Linked DNA regions of Homo sapiens: region 2 is linked to region 1. Evidence: read pairs that join two places in POLR2A ChIA-PET (ENCODE). Cell type or tissue: PC-9. All regions are shown on one strand. Each heading gives the region's core, and the rest is flanking DNA. Links, peaks and the distances in the headings are about the cores only. Region 1 has its middle 36 kb from the start of IGF2BP2. Region 2 overlaps IGF2BP2 (insulin like growth factor 2 mRNA binding protein 2).

The links. ChIA-PET counts read pairs that join two places held together with the same protein. Peaks named below come from ENCODE experiments on the same cell type or tissue, not always from the same donor. Only the 100,000 strongest peaks of a DNase experiment are listed, where the experiment ranks them.
Region 2: POLR2A ChIA-PET joins it to region 1 with 7 read pairs; 5 of 35 experiments call an interaction of 5 or more read pairs at or near these places.

What each region holds. Positions count from the first base shown.
Region 1 is chr3:185,856,077-185,865,640 of GRCh38, reverse strand. No RefSeq gene overlaps it. Among named protein-coding and RNA genes, the nearest start is that of IGF2BP2, 36 kb to the right of the region's middle. In PC-9, for the core only: no CTCF peak of the experiment used is centred there; a DNase peak (open chromatin) is centred at 6,930.
Region 2 is chr3:185,691,347-185,700,910 of GRCh38, reverse strand. IGF2BP2 (insulin like growth factor 2 mRNA binding protein 2) reads left to right here. Exons shown (of 16, transcript NM_006548.6): 3 at 2,564-2,612; 4 at 4,248-4,299; 5 at 8,149-8,212. Among named protein-coding and RNA genes, the nearest start is that of IGF2BP2-AS1, 17 kb to the left of the region's middle. In PC-9, for the core only: no CTCF peak of the experiment used is centred there; no DNase peak of the experiment used is centred there; H3K27ac peaks cover 648 bases.

The DNA.
Region 1 (9,564 bases), core at 723-8,722:
TTTTATATGTCAGCTTGAGTAGGCCACAAGATGACCAGAGATTTGGTCAAACATCATTCTGGGTGCTTCTGGATGCAATTAACATTTAAACCAGTAGACCAAGTAAAGCAGATTGCCCTCCCTAAGAGGGGTGGGCCTCATCCAATCAATTGGAGGCCTGAAGAGAACAAATAGCCTAACCCTCCCCTGAGTAAGACAGAATCTCTCCTGCCTGACTGCCTTCCAACTGGAACACTGGCATTTTCCTGCCTTCTGGCTCAAACCAAGACACGAGCTCTTCCTGGGTCTTGAGTCTGCCAGCTTTCAAATTCAAACTACATCATCAGCTCTCCTGGGTCTCCAGCTTGCTAACCCACAGCAGGTCTTAGAAATTGTCAGCCTCCATAATCATGTGACCCAATTCCTTTTATTAAATCTCTCTCTCCCTCTCTCTATATATATCTATATATGTATATATAGAGAATATATATGTATATATGCATATATATTCTGATTTCCTGTTTGTTTCTCTTGAGAACCCTATTATAGACAGGTAGGTTGTTTTTTACAGTTTTTTCCAATTATGGCTAGAACTGCACATAAAGTTTGTTTTTTGTTTTTTTTTTTTTATGAGACAGGGTCTTGGTCTGTTGCCCAGGCTGGAATGCAGTGGGGCAATCATAGCATCATAGCTCACTACAACCTTGAACTCCTGGCCTCAAGTGATCCTGCCGTCTCAGCCTCCTCAGTAGCTGGAACTACAGGTGAGCACCACTGCACCTGGCTAATTTTTTTTTTCTTTTTTTTTTTGAGACAGAGTCTTGCTCTGTCCCCCAGGCTGGGGTACAGTGGTGCAATCTCGGCTCACTGCAACCTCAGCCTCCCGGGTTTAAGCGATTCTTCTGCCTCAGCTTCCTGAGCAGCTGGGACTACAGGCATGCACCACCATGCCTGGCTAGTTTTTGTATTTTAGTACAGACAGGGTTTCACCATGTTGGCCAGGCTGGTCTCGAACTCCTGACCTTGTTATCTGCCCGCCTCAGCCTCCCAAAGTGCTGGAATTACAGGTGTGAGCCATTGCGCCCGGCTGCACATGGCTAATTTTTAAATATTTTATACAGATGGGGTCTCACTTTGTTGTCTATGCTGGTGCACATAACGTCTGTATTTATTTATTTATTTATTTATTTATTTTTGAGGCAAAGTCTCGCTCTGTTGCCCACACTGGAGTGCAGTGGCACAATCTTGGCTCACCACAACCTCCGACTCCCGGGTTCAAGCGATTCTTCTGCCTCAGCTTCCCGAGTAGCTGGGATTACAAGCACGCACCACTATGCCCAGCTAATTTTTTGTATTTTTAGTAGAGACAGGATTTCACCGTGTTGACCAGGCTGGTCTTGAACTACTGACCTCAGGTGATCCACCCGCCTCGGCCTCCCAAAATACTGAGATTATAGGCATGAGCCACTGCACCTGGCCTATTTATTTTTTGGGATGGAGTCTCTCTCTGTTGCTTAGGCTGGAGTGCAGTGATCTCAGCTCACTGCAACCTCTACTTCCCAGGTTCAAGTGATTCTCTTGCCTCAGCCACCTGAGTAGCTGGGACTATAGGGGTGTGCTACCATGTCTTGCTAATTTTTGTATTTTTAGTAGAGATGGGGTTTCACCATGTTGGCCAAGCTGTTCTCGAACTCCTGACCTCAAGTGATCCACCTGCCTCGGCCTCCCAAACTTCTGGGACTACAAGTGTGAGCCACCACACCTGGCCAGGTCTTTATGTCTATAACTTATTCTTTTTGTCTTTAATTTTCTTTATTTTATTTTATTTTTTTGAGACGGAGTCTCACTCTGTCTCCCAGCCTGGAGGGCCATCGTGCAATCTTGGCTCACTGCAACCTCCACTTCCTGGGTTCAAGCAATTCTCCTGCCTCAGCCTCCCGAGTAGCTGGGATTACAGGCACCCATCACCACGCCCAGCTAATTTTTGTATTTTTAGTAGAGATGGGGGTTTTACCACGTTGGCCAGGCTAGCCTCGAACTCCAGACATCAAGTGATCTGCCTGCCTTGGCCTCCCAAAGTGCTAGGATTACAAGTGTGAGCCACCGCGCCTGGCCAATTTTCTTTATTTTAAATGAGCAGTACTTGAATATTATATCAATTAAAAAGATGTTCCTGCCACCATGAAACCCACTGTTACACATTTTCTTGTATGTCTTTCAAGCAGACTGTGCCCATATATCACACAAATGGCAGCATAGTTTCCACACTGTTCTATGCTTTTCCATTCAATGATATACCTTGGCATTCTTTTCTTTTTTTATTAAGGCTCTTTTCCCCTAGTTTTATTGAGGTATAATTTATAAATAAAAATTGTACATATTTAAGGTATATAATATGTGTTTTATAAAAATATGAAACCGCATTTTATTTAAAATATTACTAGATTTCTTAAAGATGTAAATAATTGAAGTAAACTTAGTTTATATTACTTGTATAAATTTGTTCACATTTTATCCTCAATCTTGAAAAGATTTTAGCTAGGTAAGCATTTTCAAATCGACAGATACTTTAACTCAGAACTTTGCGTTAGATTCTTATTTTTTATTTTAAATTAAGAAGGTACACGTGCTGGTTTGCTACAAGGGTATATTGCATCATGCTAAGGTTTGGGCTTCTATTGCCCCTGTTACCCAGATGGTGAACATGGTGCCCAATAGTACCCAAAAGCAAGTTTTTCAGCCATTATCTCCCTTCTTCCCTCCCTGCTTTTGGAGTCCCCAGTACCTATTGTTTCCATCTTTATGTCTGTGTGTACTTAAGGTTTAGCTCCCACTTATAAGCGAGAAAATGTGATATTTGGTTTTCTCTTTGTTAATTTGCTTAGGATAATGGCCTCCACCTGCATCCATGTTGCTGCAAAGGACATGATTTCATTCTATTTTATGGCTGCATAGTATTCCATGGTGTGTATGTACCACATTTAAAAAAAAATCCAATCCACTGGGCCCAGGCATGTTGACTCAAGCCTGTAATCCCAGCACTTTGGGAGGCCGAGGCAGGTGGATCACCTGAGGTTAGGAGTTCGAGACCAGCCTGGCCAACATGGTGAAACCCCATCCTTACTAAAAATACAAAAATTAGCAGGGCACGGTGGCATGTGTCTGTAATCCCAGCTACTTAGGAGGCTGAGGCAGAAGAATCGCTTGAACCCAGGAGGCAGAGGTTGCAGTGAGCCGAGATCGCGCCACTGCACTCCAGACTGGGCTACAAGAGCAAAACTCCATCTCAAAAAAAAAAAAAATAAATAAAAATAAATCCAATCCACTGTTGATGGGCACCTAGGTTGATTCCATGTCTCTGCTATAGTGAACATGCTGCAATAAACATACAAGTGCATGTGTTTTTTCATAGGACGATTTATTTACTTATTTGTTGAGATGGAGTTTTGCTCTTTTTGCCCAGGCTGGAGTGCAATGGTGTGATCTCGGCTCACTGCAACCTCTGTCTCCTGGGTTCAAGGGATTCTCCTGCCTCAGCCTCCCAAGTAGCTGGGACTGCAGGTGCCCACCACCGAGCCCGGCTAATTTTATATTTTTAGTAGAGACAGGGTTTCACCATGTTGGCCAGGCTGGTCTCAAATTCCTGACCTCAGGTGATCTGCCCACCTTGGCCTCCCAAAGTGCTGGGATTACAGGCATGAGCCACCACGCCCAGCCTGGACGATTTATTTTCCTTTGTGTATATACCCAGTAATGGAATTGCTGGGTTAAATGGTAGTTCTGTTTTAGTTCTTTGAAAATCTCCAAACTGTTTTCCGCAGTGGCTGAATTAATTTACATTCCCAACAACAATGTATAAGCATTCCCTTTTCTCTGCAGCCTCACCAACATCTGTTGTTTTCTGACTTTTTAATAATAGCCCTTCTGACTGGTGTGAGATGGTATCTTGTTGTGATTTTGATTTGTGTTTCTCTGATTATTAGTGATTTTAAACATTTTTATTTTTTGTTTTTATTTTTGAGAGAGAGAGTCTCGCTCTGCTGCCCATGCTGGAGTGCAGTGGCATGATCTTGGCTCACTGCAACCTCTGCCTCTTGGGTTCAAGTGGTTCCCCTGCCTCAGCCTCCCGAGTAGCTGAGATTACAGGTACCTGCCACCTCATCCGGTTAATTTTTGTATTTTAGTAGAGATGGGATTTCACCATATTGGTCAGGCTGGTCTCAAACTCCTAACCTCAAATGATCCTCCAGCCTTGGCCTCCCAAAGCTCTGAGATTACAGGTGTGAGCCACCATGCCTGGCCTGAACATTTTTAAATATGTTTGTTGTCCACTTGTATGTCTTCTTTTTGTTGTAGTTGTTGTTGCTCAGGTGATTCTCTCATCTCAGCCTACCTAGTAGCTGGGACTACAGGGGTGTGCCACAACCACTAGCTAATTATTTGTATTTTTACAGGGTTTTGCCACGTTGCCCAGGCTGGTCTCCAACTCCTGAGCTCAAGCAATCCTCCTGCCATGGTCTCTCAGAGTGCCAAAATTACCAGTGTGGGCCACCATGCCCGGGCTGTATGCCTCCTTTTGAGTGTCTGTTCATGTCCTTTGCCCACTTTTTAATTTATTTTTTATTTTTTGAGACAAAGTCTCGATCTGTCACCCAAGCTGGAGGGCAGTGGCATGATCTCGGCTCACTGCAACCTCCACCTCCTGGGTTCAAATGATTCTCCTGTCTCAGCCTCCAAAGTAGCTGAGATTACAGGCGCCCATCATCATACCTGGCTATTTTTTGTATTTTTAGTAGGGATGGGGTTTCACCATGTTGGTCAGGCTGGTCTTGAACTCCTGACCTCAAGTGATCTGCCCACCTCGACCTCCCAAAGTGCTGGGATTACAGGCATGAGCCACCACACCTGGCCATTTGCCCACTTTTTAATGAGTTTTTTTTTTTTTTTTTGCTTGTTAAGTTCCTTATAGATTCTGCATATCAGACTTTTGTTGAATGCATAGTTAGCAAATATTCCCTCCCATTTTGTAGGTTGTCTGTTTTACTCTGTTGATGGGTTTTTTGCTGTGCAGAATCTCATTAGTTTAATTAGATCCCACTTGTCAATTTTTATTTTTATTGCAATTGCTTTTGAGGACTTAGCCTTAAATTATTTGCTTAGGCCAATGTCCAAAAGGGTATTTTCTAGGTTTTCTTCTAGGATTTTTATAGTTTGAGGTCTCACATTTAAATCTTTAACCCATCTTGAATTAATTTTTGTATATGGTAAGAGGAAAAAGTCCAATTTTACTCTTCTGCATATGCTCAGCCAGTTTTCTCAGCACTATTTATTGAATAAGGAGTCCTTTCTCCATTGCTTATTTTTGTTGACTTTGTCCAAGATTAGTTGGTTGTAGGTGTGTATTTTTTGTTTTGTTTTTTTGTTTTTTTTTTTGTTTTTTTTAATGGAGTTTTGCTCCGTCACTCAGGCTGGAGTACAGTGGCATGATCTCGGCTCACTGCAACCTCCACCTCCTAGGTTAAAATGATTCTCCTGCCTTAGCCTCTTGAGTAGCTGGGATTACAGGCATCCACCACCACCATGCCTGGCTAATTTTTGAATTTTTAGTAGAGATGGGGTTTTAGCATGTTGGCCAGGATGGTCTTGAACTCCTGACCTCAGGTGATACACCCACCTTGGCCTCCCAAAGTGCTGGGATTACAGGCGTGAGCCACCTTGCCCGGCCCCCTTAGCCACTTTTATGACAGGTTTTCCTCACTTCCTTCAGCTTCTCTCACTACTATATTTTGTGGCAACTTTCAACATTCCAGTATAGGGATTCTTCCCGAGGTGGACTAATCAATATCTTCCTTCTCTACTCATTCACTTAGTCACTTTTTAGCCACTTGACAAATGTTTACTGAGTATTTACTATGTGCTGAGCTCTATGCCAAGCCACAGCATAGAATGCTCAGCAAAATAGGCCATATCCCTGCCTTCCTAAAGCTCAGTCTAGGGAAACAGAGGCACTGAACCAGAAATTTCAGAGTGGTCAGATGAGTGAAGTAAAGGAGGATGTTTGGGGTGCAATACACCACACAGGAGGAAGAAGCTGGCCCAGGAAGGCGTCCTGAAGAAAGTGTCACCTAAGTTAAGACCTGGAGAATGAGGAAGGAATTAGACAGGTGAAAGGACTCTGGAAAGTTTCTCTGGCAGGAGATGACAGGAGATAGTGGAGAGAAGAAGAGAAAGCTTAATATGAAGAAAGCTTAGTGGACTAGAGAGATGAGGCTGGCAAAGTTGGCCAAGTCAGGCCATGGAGGCCTCATGGATTTTTGTCCTGGAGCCAAAGGAAAACCACTGCTTTCTGTTAATTACTTCAGTTTGGTGTTTTTTTCCATCCTTTTCTATCTTTTGGATTATTTGAATATTTTATATATTGACTTTTTCACTATATTTCCTGCATCATTTAGTGCTTGTTCTAGGGATCACAGTATGCGTGTTTAAATTTTCACAGCCTAATTTAGAATTTATATTGTATCATTTTATTTTATTATTATTATTTTGAGACAGAGTCTTGCTCTGTTACCCAGGCTGGAGTGCAGTGGCGTGATCTCAGCTCACTGCAATCTGCCTCCCAGATGGAGTGGTTCTCCTGCCTCCACCTCTTGAGTAGCTGGGACTACAGGAGCACACCATCACACCCGGCTGATTTTTGTATTTTTAGTAGAGATGGGGTTTCACCATGTTGGCCAGGCTGGTCTCAAATTCCTGACCTCAGGTGATCTGCCCACCTCGGCCTCCCAAAGTGCCGGGATTACAGTCGTGAGCTACCGCACCTGGCCATATATTGTATCATGTTATATAAAAGGTAGAGTTGAGCATGGTGGGACACACCTGTAATCCCAGCTCATCAAGAGGCTGAGCAGGAGGATGGCTTGAGGCCAGGAGTTCAAGGCTGAAGTGAGATAAGATCGCATTACTGCATTCCAGCCTGGGCAACAGAGCAAGGTCCTGTCTAAATAAATAAATAAATGGCAGAACCTTGAAACCTCATTAGTCTGCCCACCCCCACCATTCCTTTATGCAACACTTGTCATATATATTACTTCCATATACATTAGAAATCCTACAAGGACCTCTTACAATTTTTACTTTAAACAGTCCTTTTTAAATAAATTAAGAGGAAAAAGTATTTTATATTTACCCACATATTTGCCATTTTTTATGTTCTCCATTTCTTCCTGAAAATTATCTTCATTTTAGCATCAATTGCCTTCAGCCTGCAGAATTTCCTTTAGTATTTTTTTTAAGAGAGACTCAGGCTGGGTGTTGTGGCTCATGCCTGTAATCCCAGCACTTTGGGAGGCTGAGGTGGGTGGGTCACTTGAGGCCAGGAGTTCAAGACCAGCCTGGCTAACATGGTGAAACCCCGTCTCTACTAAAAAATACAAAAAATTATCCAGGTGTGGTGGTGGGTGCCATAATTCCAGCTACCCAGGAGGCTGAGCCAGGAGACTCACTTGAACCTGGGAGGTGGAGGTTGCAGCTAGCTGAGATTGCACCACTGAACTCCAGCCTGGACCACAGAATGATACCCTGTTTCAAAAAAAAAAAAAAGACAGATTCTCACTCTGCCACCCAGGCTGGACTGCAGTGGCATGATCATGGCTCACTGCAGCCTCAACTTCCTGGGCTGGAGTGATTCTCCCACCTCAGCTTCCTAAGTAACTGGGACTACATGAGGAGCATGCCACCACACCTGACTAATTTTTTGTATTTTTTTGTAGAGATGAGGTTTCACCATTTTGCCCAGGCTGGTCTCGAACTCCTGGGTTCAAGCAATCCACCTGCCTCAGCCTCCCAAAGTGTTGAGATTACTGGGATGGGCCCCTTTAGTGTTTCTTTTTCTTTTTGAGACAGAGTCTCGCTGTGTCACCCAGGCTAGAGTGCAGTGGTGCGATCGCAGCTCACTGCAACCTCCACCTCCCGGGTTCAAGTGAACTTGTCCCAGGTCCTGAGTAGCTGGGATTACAGACATGAGCCACCACACCCAGGCAATTTTTGTATTTTGAGTACAGACAGGGTTTCACCATGTTGGTCAGGCTGGTCTCGAACTTCTGATTTCGTGATCTGCCTGCCTCGGCCTCTCAAAGTGTAGTGTTTCTTATAGTATAGTCTTGTTAATAAACAAATTACCTTAGCTTTTTTTTTTTTTAATCTGAAAAGGTAATTCTTTCACTTTTATTGTTGAAATATATTTTTTGCTGAATATGTAATTCTGGGTTGATGATTTATTTTTCAGAATTTAAAACATATTGTTTTACTGTCTCCATAAAATTTCTACTAAAAGTAATTAGTCACTTAAATCATTGTTCCCCTGTATGTAATGTTTTCATGATTTTCCCTTTATCTTTTTTCAGAATTTTGACTGTGCTGCTTCTAAGCATAATTTTCTTTAGAGTTTCTGGCTTGGATTTCACTGACTTTCTTTAATCTGTAAATTTATAATTTTCACTAAATAAAAAAAAATTGGCTGTTTTCTAAAATTTTCTCTTTGCTTCATTCTGTCTTTCCTTTGATAATAGATATATTGGACATTTTATATTGTCCCACAAGTCTCTGGGGCTCTGTTTATTTTTTCAATATTTTTCATTTGTTATTCAGATTGGATTTTTTCAAGCTTCCTGGGTTGTTCCTCTGTCATCTATATTCTCCTGTTAAAATCATCCAGTGAGATTTTAATTTCAGAAATTGTATATTTCAGTTCTAAAATTTCTATTTGGTTATTTGATATGGTCCCTATTTACCCCCTAAGGTTCCCTATCTTTTCATTTATTGTGAGCATATTTTCCTTTACTTCTTTGAACATAGTTATAATAGCTGTTAAATCCCTATCTACTAATTTTAAGTTTTGAGTGTTCTCACCATTGGTCTCTGTTGATGTCATATTTTCCTGAGTCTTCAGACTGTATCCTAGACCTTGTCAATGCTATCTTGTAGAGATTCTGAATTATTTTATATTCTCTAAAGAACATGGGTAATTTAAAAACAGAGAACTAATTTGAGTTGAACTTAAACTGTAAACTCCATATCTTTGATGGCAGCTCAAATTCTCTTGTTCTTAGCTCACATCTGTCTCATGCCTATGTGGTTCAGGGGTCGAACAGAAATTTGGACAGACTTTATATACAAAATTTATTACCCTTCCAATATGAGTCTTTTCTTTCTGGGATTCTACCTTCCCCTCACCAGCACCAGAGGATTCCCTGAATTTTGTCTGGTGGTTTTTCAGCAAGTGTTTTGTCTGTTGTAGTCACTACATGCAGTGCTGACTATGGTCTGACTTCAGGAAAAAAGCTCTATAAATGGATAATTTACCCTGTGATGTTCCTTTTTTTTTTTTTTTCCTTGAGTGTTGACTCCTCTCCAGAATCTGCCTGCTTTTGTTTATTCTAAAATGCCTTCAAAGTTTTGTGTTGTATTTTGTCTGGAGTTTTACAGTAATCTGTGCAAGAACTGTGTCTGCTAGGAGCCACTTAGCCATACATTCTGTAGTTTATTCTTGTTTTGAATCATATGCTTGGAATAAATATCCAGGGTTTG
Region 2 (9,564 bases), core at 1,004-9,003, 170 kb after region 1:
GAGTTTTCTATGACAGTGCATGCTTGTCAACTTCATTTTTAAGAGCTGTATAATATTCTATATTCAGCTGTATTATGATATATGTATTCATCTCTCGTTGGTAAATATTTAGATTGTATGCACTCTGTTACAAATAATGTTACAGTTGCTGTCTTTGTTCACATCTCTCTGTGCTCATTCGTGAGTTTCTTCCAATAGAATATCTACCAGTAAATTGTTGGTTAGCAGTTGGAGTCAATGTTTGTATTTGGAAATAACAAAAATATTTTTCTTTAGAAATATTTTATTTTCTTGAGAATTCTGATGCCCTTTCTACAGACTGTTAGGCTTGGTGACATCTTCCATAGAGAATTTCCATGTAGCCACTGTATGGGATGGTGCTGGCAGTTTTATTCTGAACTATTGCCAAAGGCCATGTCGGGAATTAGCCTTCACAGCATAGAGGTAGAAATTAGTTCTTGATTCTTTTTCCGTCCTGATACACAATTAGTGATTCTGTATAGTCATTAAAGCAGCCCTAGTAAGGCACGAATACATTAATATTTAAAAAAAGATAGACAAGACTGAAGTAGTATATGGGAGCTAGAATGGTGGGGTTGCCCCTGTGACATTTCATAAAAAGGAGCTGAGAAAACTAGAGCCCCTCATTTAATTCATTATTTCCCCATTTGTTTCCATCTCTGTACCTCTGTGTGTGTGTCTCTCCTTTTCTCTTTCTGCTTGAGTTGTAACATTTCTCTCTGGGGCTGTTGCCCAGATTAAAGCCCTGGAGAAACATGTGACTGTGTATAGCCACTGTTTAGTACCTCTGACCCCGCAAGGTGGTACACCACATCTCTTTTCTGGCAACCCCCCAAAATGAGTATTTATAGGATTTCAGTGTCAAGCTCTTCTATTAAAACAACGTCTCTAACATTTAAATGCTTTATTTCCAGGATATCCAGCATGTTCTCAAAGATAAAAAAAAATTACATAACTTATACTGTTCTTTTTTCTGTCTAATTTTAATTGCTTAAGTAAAAACAAGAAACAATCTAAGTCATTCAAAGCTTTCAGACCAGCAGGATGTCTTGGGGAAAGCCTCTGAATGAAAAGGCCCAAATGTCCATTAGTAGGGGATGGATTAAATATACTTCAGGATACCTATGTAGTTATGAAATAGAGTGAGGAAGCTCTCTAACTCTACCTTGAGGAAGATCTCAAGAATATGACTGTCAGGTGAAAAAAGCAAGATGCAGAGAATGTGTAGAATATGCAGATACTTCTCTAAGAAAAGGGTGAAAATATGAATATATATTCACATTTGCTATTATTTGCATAAAGAATCTGAAGGATACGCAAATAACATGTAGAAAGTATTTCTGGTGAAAGAGGGGGTGGTGAGACTTTTCACAGTATAACTTTTTATAGTGTTTTAACTTTTGAATTAGGACTGTAGTACCTATTCAGAAATAAAAATATTTTTAAATGGCATTTTGCCTTGTTAGGTAAGGGGGCAACTAAATCTGATCTTGTTGAAGCCCACTATATGACCTCACCTGTCCTGTTTGAGCCTAGGTACACTTTGGGGTCAGGTCAGTTGCAGGCCAATATATTTTGAGGAAGAAGGGGATAATTGTATAAATAGAATCTGTATGATGACTTAAATTCTAACTACTTTGGTAGGAAATTGAAAAGATGAGTCTGTATTTAAATTATTATTATTATTATTATTTTAGCTTGTTGGGATTTCTTGGGTTTTTCATTTGTTTTTTGTTTTTTTCCAAAGTAATTGAAAACCTTAAAACATGCTCATGAGGCCAGTGTGGTGGCTCACGCCTGTAATCCCAAAACTTTGGGAGGCCGAGGCAGGCGGATCACTTGAGGTCAGGAGTTCGAGACCAGCCTGGCCAACATGTTGAACTCCCATCTCTACTAAAAATGCAAAAATTAGCCAAGTGTGGTGGCACATGCCTGTAATCCCAGCTACTTGGGAGGCTGAGGCAGGAGAATCACTTGAGCCTGGGAGGCAGAGGTTGCAGTGCGCCAAGGTCACACCACTGCACTCCAGCCTGGATGACAGAGTGAGACCCCTTCTTAAAAAACAAACAAACAAACAACAACAAAAAACCCACAAAAATTAGGTGTGGTGGTGGGCACCTGTAATCCCAGCTATTCGGGAGGCTGAAGCAGGAGAATCGCTTGAACCCGGGAGGCAGAGGTTGCAGTGAGCCAAGATCGTGCCACTGCACTCCAGCCTGGATGACAGAGCAGGACTCTGTCTTAAAAATCCCAGCTATTTGGGAGGCTGAGGCAGGAGAATCGCTTGAACCTGGGAGGCAGAGGTTGCAGTGAGCCGAGACCGCACCACCTATACTCCAGCCTTGGCGACAGAGCGAGACTCTGGCTCGAAAAAAAACAACAAAAAAACTATGCTCATGATTCACAGTAGGAATTTTTTGTTGATGCCATGGTGAACACAGTGAGAAAACAAATTCAAATGACGGGTTTAAGCCGGTTTTTATTATTTGCTGTAGTTTGTGTCCTGGAGAAAGTGTTATAGTCTGTGGTTTTATCTTTACAGGAGCAGGAAAATTCAGATTCGAAACATCCCTCCTCACCTGCAGTGGGAGGTAAGCCAGTGTCAATTTTTAATGGGTTGATGAGACATTTCTCCCTTCTTTAGTTCCATTTTACATTTAGGAATTAGAGGGCCTCAGTGTTTCCCACAAAGCTTCTGGGTCCTGCCTCTTTCTTTTCAGTACCCTAATGTATGTGATCTGTAATGAGTTTGGGGTCGTATTTGTTTCTTTCATAGAATGTGTACTTTGATCCCTCATGTTCTGTCTTTTCAAGTACCATGCTACCAAGCACCAGCAAATAAGCCAAGAAACAAAATATATACCTGGTTGTGATTTGTATCTCATGGTTTGTTGGTTTGTATGTTTGAGACAGTGTCTCACTTTGTCACCCAGGCTGGAGTGCAGTGGCCCAATCATGGCTCACTGCAGCCGGGTCCAGGGATCTTCCTACCTCATCTTCCCACCCCAGCCTCCTGAGTAGCTGGGACTCGATGCATGCCACCATGCCCGGCTAATTTTTGTATTTTTTTAGAGATGAGGTTTTGCTATGTTGTCCAGGCTGGCCTCGAACTCTTAGGTTCAAGCAATCCACCTGCCTTGTATCTCATGATTTTTAAAAAGATTTTTATCTTTCCAGATTATAATTTGGAAAAAAAAGTGAATGAAAAGGCAACAAAAGTAGAAAGGTCTTTGTTGGTTTTAGCAGAATTTTTTGTTTGTTTTGAATTAGTTGCTGTGACAGTTAAGGTATGTTTTCAGAGTTGTAAAGCTTATAAGATTTCTACCTTAAAATAAAGTAAGAATATGAGGAGTGGCCTTATTGTGATTTAAAAACAAACTGCCTCATATTTTATTCCCCACCCAAAGAAAACACCGTGCCTTAAAGGAAACAATGTTTTATCTAATGTTTTTATTACTTTAAAAAAAAAAAACACACGATTATTGCCTGGGCGTGATGGCTCACGCCTGTAAATCCCAGCACTTCGGAGGCCAAGGCAGGAGGATCACTTGAGGTCAGGAGTTTGAGACCAGCATGACCAACATGGTGAAACCACGTCTCTACTAAAAATACAAAAATTAGCCAGGCATGGTGACAGGCATCTGTAGTCCCAGCTACTCGGGAGGCTGAGGCAGGAGAGTGGCTGCACTGGAACCCAGGAGATGGAGGTTGCTGTGAGCCGAGATGGTGCCACTGCACTCCAGCATGGGTGACAGAGGGAGACTCCATCTCAAACAAAACAAAACAAAACAAAAAACCTGATTATTATGGAACATTTCAAACATACACATCCTATTACCTTGTAAAATGAAGAGATCCTTGTAAAAGAATTGTTAAATATTTCAAGAAAGTGGAGTGAGTCTTGTACTTTATTCTGCTTCTCATTGTAAGAGTAGTGTGTTCCAACCATCATGACGAATGTGATTGTTAACAGTTACTAAGAGTCTGAAATTCTGCTGTGTAACCTTAGTGAACAGATTAATTGGGAGCCAATAAGCCAATGTAGGTCCCATATATTTGTTCAGTTCTAACTGTTTTTATGGAAGACCTGAGATATCAATTTAATTAGATTATTCCTATAACCATCTTTTTTTTCCTTTAATTTGTTTGCTGGGGTATATCACTGTAGTATTTTTTGTACATATGATCTTGCCTTCCCATTCTGACATGGAAGCTTTCTCTTTTAGGTGTTGGATGGACTTTTGGCTCAATATGGGACAGTGGAGAATGTGGAACAAGGTAATAAGTGAGGAAGCCTTTTGGGTTTTGGAGAGAGATATTATCTGTTATTTCTTATAGGTTAGGTCAACTCCAGGGAGAAATAGTAAGTTCATATTTCTTTGAAATAAGCTTCCTAGAGTATATGTATTTACATCTATGTAAGATGTATCTTACATAGATGTGAGAGATATCTGTCTCTTTCTATGTATGTCTATGTAGTTTGCCTTTTCGAGGAATATTATTTACAAGCTGTTTCTCATATACTGTGCAGTGTGCTCAAGCACTGACAAACGCTGTCAGGCTAGGGTAAGCTTAATTCACTTAGGAGTAATTGGATTTACACGGTTGCTACTTTCCTTTCCCTGGATAAGAAAAACAGATCCCTAATGTCTTGGACTGAGTGTTACCCAATGAATAGGACTCCTATACCAATAATCCCTTGAAGTGCTTGTGAATTGCAGACTCCTAGGGCTTACTGTAGACCTGCTGAGTAAGAGTCTTGCAGGGAAGAGCTCGTGAATCTATATTTAAAAAAGCACCCGAGGCCAGGTGTGGTGGCTCATACCTGTAATCCCAGCACTTTGTGACGCCCAGGTGGGCAGATCACATGAGGCCAGGAGTTCAAGACCAGCCTGGCCAACATGGCAAAACCCCATCTCTACTAAAAATACAAAATTAGCCAGGTATGGTGACGCATGCCTGTAATCCCAGCTACTTGGAAGGCTGAGGCACGAGAATCGCTTGAGCCTGGGAGGTGGTTGCAGTGAACCGAGATTACACCACTGAACTCCAGCCTGGGTGACAGAGTGAGACTTTGTCTCAAAACAAACAAACAAAAACCCTGAAGTGATTTTTGTGTACACTCAAGTTTGAGAACACCTGTCTCAGGAGCAGTGCTGCAAATGCCCAGAAGATACTTTTCTTCCTGCCAACCTCTTTTTTATCTTCTAAAGCATGAAATACTATGATTTTTAAAAGGAAAACAGTGGTACCTAAAGCTGATATCTTATCTAGCTCTTTAAGAGTCCCAGAAAAGTAGATTCCAAACTCCTGATGTGACAGGCAATAATACATGATAAAGATTATTTTTGCCTTGACCTAGAAAACAGAATGTAAATTCAGTCATTTACTGACTGCGAACCCTTGAAAAAGTCAAATAACCTCACTGACTCAGTATGCACAAGTGTCAAATTGAGAGAGAAATTTCTACCCTTCCTCTGTCACTGGATAGTTGTGTTACCCAAAGAGAACCTGTATAAGGCATTTGTAGACAGCAGAGTCATACGTAAGCTGAAGGGATTGTTCAAGTTCACTTAGGAAAAATTGCAAACAACCCATTTTCTTGTATATGATCTATTCTGCTAGTTTAATTAATAGTTTTAAAGCAGTAATTATTCAGATATTATTCAGTTTATGCTGCTGCCTGCCCATGCCCAAAGGTGAAGGGAAAGAGCTCAGAAAGAAGACATGATTTATAAGGATTCTATTTCTTAGTTCTTATTTCCTTCGACATGGAAAGAAGACTCCCCCTGCTTTTTTTTTTGAGGCGGAGTCTCACTCTGTCGCCCAGGCTGGAGTGCAGGAGCATGATCTCTACTCCCTGCAACCTCCACCTCCCGGGTTCAAGCAATTCTTGTGCCTCAGCCTCCCTAGTAGCTGGGATTATAGGTGAGCGCCACCATGCCTGGCTAATTTTTGTAGTTTTAGTAGAGACAGGGTTTCACCGTGTTGGCCAGGCTGGCATCAAACTCCCGGCCTCAAGTGATCCACCCACCTTGGCCTCCCAGAGTGCTGGGATCACAGGTGTGAGCCACCGTGCCCGGCAGAAAAGAAGACATTCTAATGATTGGGTGTTGTAGGCAAGATGGTCTTGCAGACATGAACCTGTAAAAGTTACTAGTTAAGATTATATTATAAACTGAGGACAATGCTACGCAAGAAAAATATATTCCAGGTCCCTGGGGCAGTTTATAGGTCCTAGGGCAGCTGTGTGCTGGAGACCCCCCAGTTTCCAGCTGCCTAACAACAACAGGATAGAACTGTTGGGCTATTGTTTTGTCCTGTTACATGAGTGATTCCTGATTCAGCAGGAAAATATTTTCAGTAGAGTTTTAGGCAACTTTATAGAACTTTCATGCCCAGTGAAATAAATTATTTGAATGGAGCTTAGCTCGTCACAGAATCAAAGAACTGCCTGATTTCCTGAAGACTAACATCTTTGAAGAACAGAGCATATGACTAAGAAGTGAGCACAGAATCTGAGAATCCTAATGGATAGCTTTATTCAGGAGGTTCAAACCCAGCCCTTTCTGGGAGTCTACAGCCTTATCTGTAGCACTAGAAAGCAGCAAATATGAAACCTTTTTAGCATTCTCTGTGTCAGCACTGAGAGAGGACAGTAATGTGCTACACCTCCCCTGTTTTGCACTGTGAGGACTTCTGTGGGTTAAGTGTGAATTAAAGCGTGCTATGAACACTCCAGGCCAAGGCCAGAGCTGGGCTCGGGTTTATTACATGTAATTCTCAGTGGCAGCTCTTTCTGAGCATTACATACAACTCCCTGCAACCCATAAAGGCTGCAGCTGCTTTAAAGTTATTTAACAAACAGTATTTTTAACAGTAGTCCTTAAGCTTTTCGGGGTCTCAGGTCCCTTTGCAAATCTTGTAAAATAACAAGAAAAATTCACATTTCTACAAGTTTGAATCATTTTGGAGGGGTTTATAGAATTCTTGAAGCTCAAGCATGGGTCCAGTGTAAAGAATCGTATATTATAGAGTTTTATTATTACTTTGGACAGCAGGTTTATCATAATTTTCTTGAATTATCTTTAACTTAATGTTGTTGTTAACTCCAAACTCCCAACAGCTTAAATCTTTTAAAGGGAAGAATTGATCTAGTCACCTTTGTTTTGGGAAACATATATTTTTGGTGTTTAAGTTTACTGGCTTGGATTGAGAAAGTTTTCTCTGGCATTTGAATTTATTTTTAATTTCTAACTATAGAAGAAGAGGCAAGAAATTATGATCTAAGACAAGACAACTCACAAGAGTAATCCCTTATTAGCCAATCATAGAGTTTATACTTTCTCTTTTAGCCAAGTAATTAGAATTGTCAGTTTTATTTATTAGATTTAACCCACACAGTCAAAGAGTTCAGTCAAAGGGAAACAAAAATAGTGATGGTTCAACCTTGTCAGTGAATGAATAATTTAAATTAAAATATTTTCTTATTGTTTTATATGTATATCCAATTATTTAAGAATTAATGCAAATTATAATTAAAACTCATACCTTGATAGTGATGTAATAAATTGATACAAACTTCTAGGAGACCAGTCTGAAAATATGCATTAAAAAGCATCATGTTCTTTTACTGCATTACTTTTCTTCTGTGATTTTAGCCTAAAGAAGTAATTCAGAAGAACACACAATCCAGTGATGTTTGCAACAAAGGTGATTTTTAGCAACACTATTTAGACTAGCAAATAGTGGGAACAGCCTACTTACCAACAATTGGGGAATGGTTAGGCAAGTCATGGTACATTTGACTCACTGCAATTTTATATAGACATTAAAAATGAAAAATACAAAGAAAATGTACTGATACAAAATACTCATATAAAAGTGTTTATAAAATATGTGGAAAATATAGTTCTGAGTTGTTCATACGATTGATTACAAACGTGTTATATACAATTGATTACAAATTACTGTGAACTCAGATGAATAAACGTAGAGATGCAGATAACTGTGGAGCCAGTGTGATGAGGGTTTTATGCATTTTTCTCTAAAGTTTGTCTGTTTACATTAAGCCAGAGGGTGACAGCACTTTTTCCTATGACAGTGTAGTTTTTGCCTTTTCCCTAGTCAACACAGACACAGAAACCGCCGTTGTCAACGTCACATATGCAACAAGAGAAGAAGCAAAAATGTAAGCAGATTTGGGCTTATTTCTGTTTAAATTTATTTGTTTTTATATTTGAATTCCATTGAGTTCTGTGTTTTTAAATGTTTTCTAAAAAGATGCAGATCTTTGAGCTGGATATGTGCCACCTTTGACATACCCATGGAGCTCCACGGCATCTGAGCCACCTTTGACATATTGGTAGAGCTCCAGGGTGTTCCTGCCATCTTTGACATGTCAGTGGAGCTCCAGGACATTCACACCGGGATATTTGTGGATTGTGTAGAGACTTGAAAAATGTTGAGCCTTGGCATCAAAACCAAGATGGGAGCTGTGTCTTGACATGATCGGGAATAGAGGGCACCATACCTGTGACACTGTGTCTCCTAGACTCTGCTTTGCCAAACACTTGGGACCACTTTTACCTAGAGCTTCCTCCATGCACTGTGAAGAGGCAGCACAAGCCTATACCAAAACATCAATTTTGTGTGTGTAACATTAGGAGGGAATCCACCTCAGTGAGAGCAGCAGCCGAGAGAATTGTCTGAGAGTGGTTACTCAATAGCACCTGGTTTGGGTTCTTTTCTCCAATCCCCATCCTCTTTCCAGTGCCCATTCATTACTTCAGGGATGGTTAATTTTGAGCTTAGCTGTTAATGGACATGAGATCAAGTCTCTTAAAAAACAATGAGGCCAGGCATGGTGGCTCATGCCTGTAATCCCAGCATTTTGGGCAAGGCCGGAGGATTGCTTGAGCCCAGGAGTTTGAGACCAACCTGGACAACATAGGGAGACCCAGTCTCTACAAAAAAACAATTTAAAAATTAGCTGGGAATGGTGGCTTGCACCTGTAGTTCCAGCTACTTGGGAGGCTGAGGCAGGAGGATCACTTGAGCCCAGGATGGTAAGGCTGCAGTAAGCTGTGATTGCACCACTACCATCCAGCCTGGGCAACAGAGCAAGACCCTGCCTCTCAAAACAACAACAGCCGGATGTGGTGGCACATGCTTATAATCCCAGCTACTTGGGAGGGTGAGGATTACTTGAAGCCAGGAGTTTGAGACCAGCCTGGGCAAAATAATGAGACCCCCATCTTTAAAAGAACAACAAAAACAAGTTCCTTTTTTGTAGGAGGTCCTTAAAGTGCCTGTCAGGTCATTATAACTAGAATTATGGTCACATTTGGTCTTGCTTTATGGGTGTGGCATAACCTTGGCTATATATCCCAGGATTATAGTGTTCTTTTTCAACATACAAAGATATTTAACCCATTTTCATACTGCTAGTTTTCAAAATGTTAATTTTGCATTGAAAAAGATAATGGTTCAGGCCAGGCGTGGTGGCTCATGCCTGTAATCCCAGCCCTTTGGGAGGCCGAG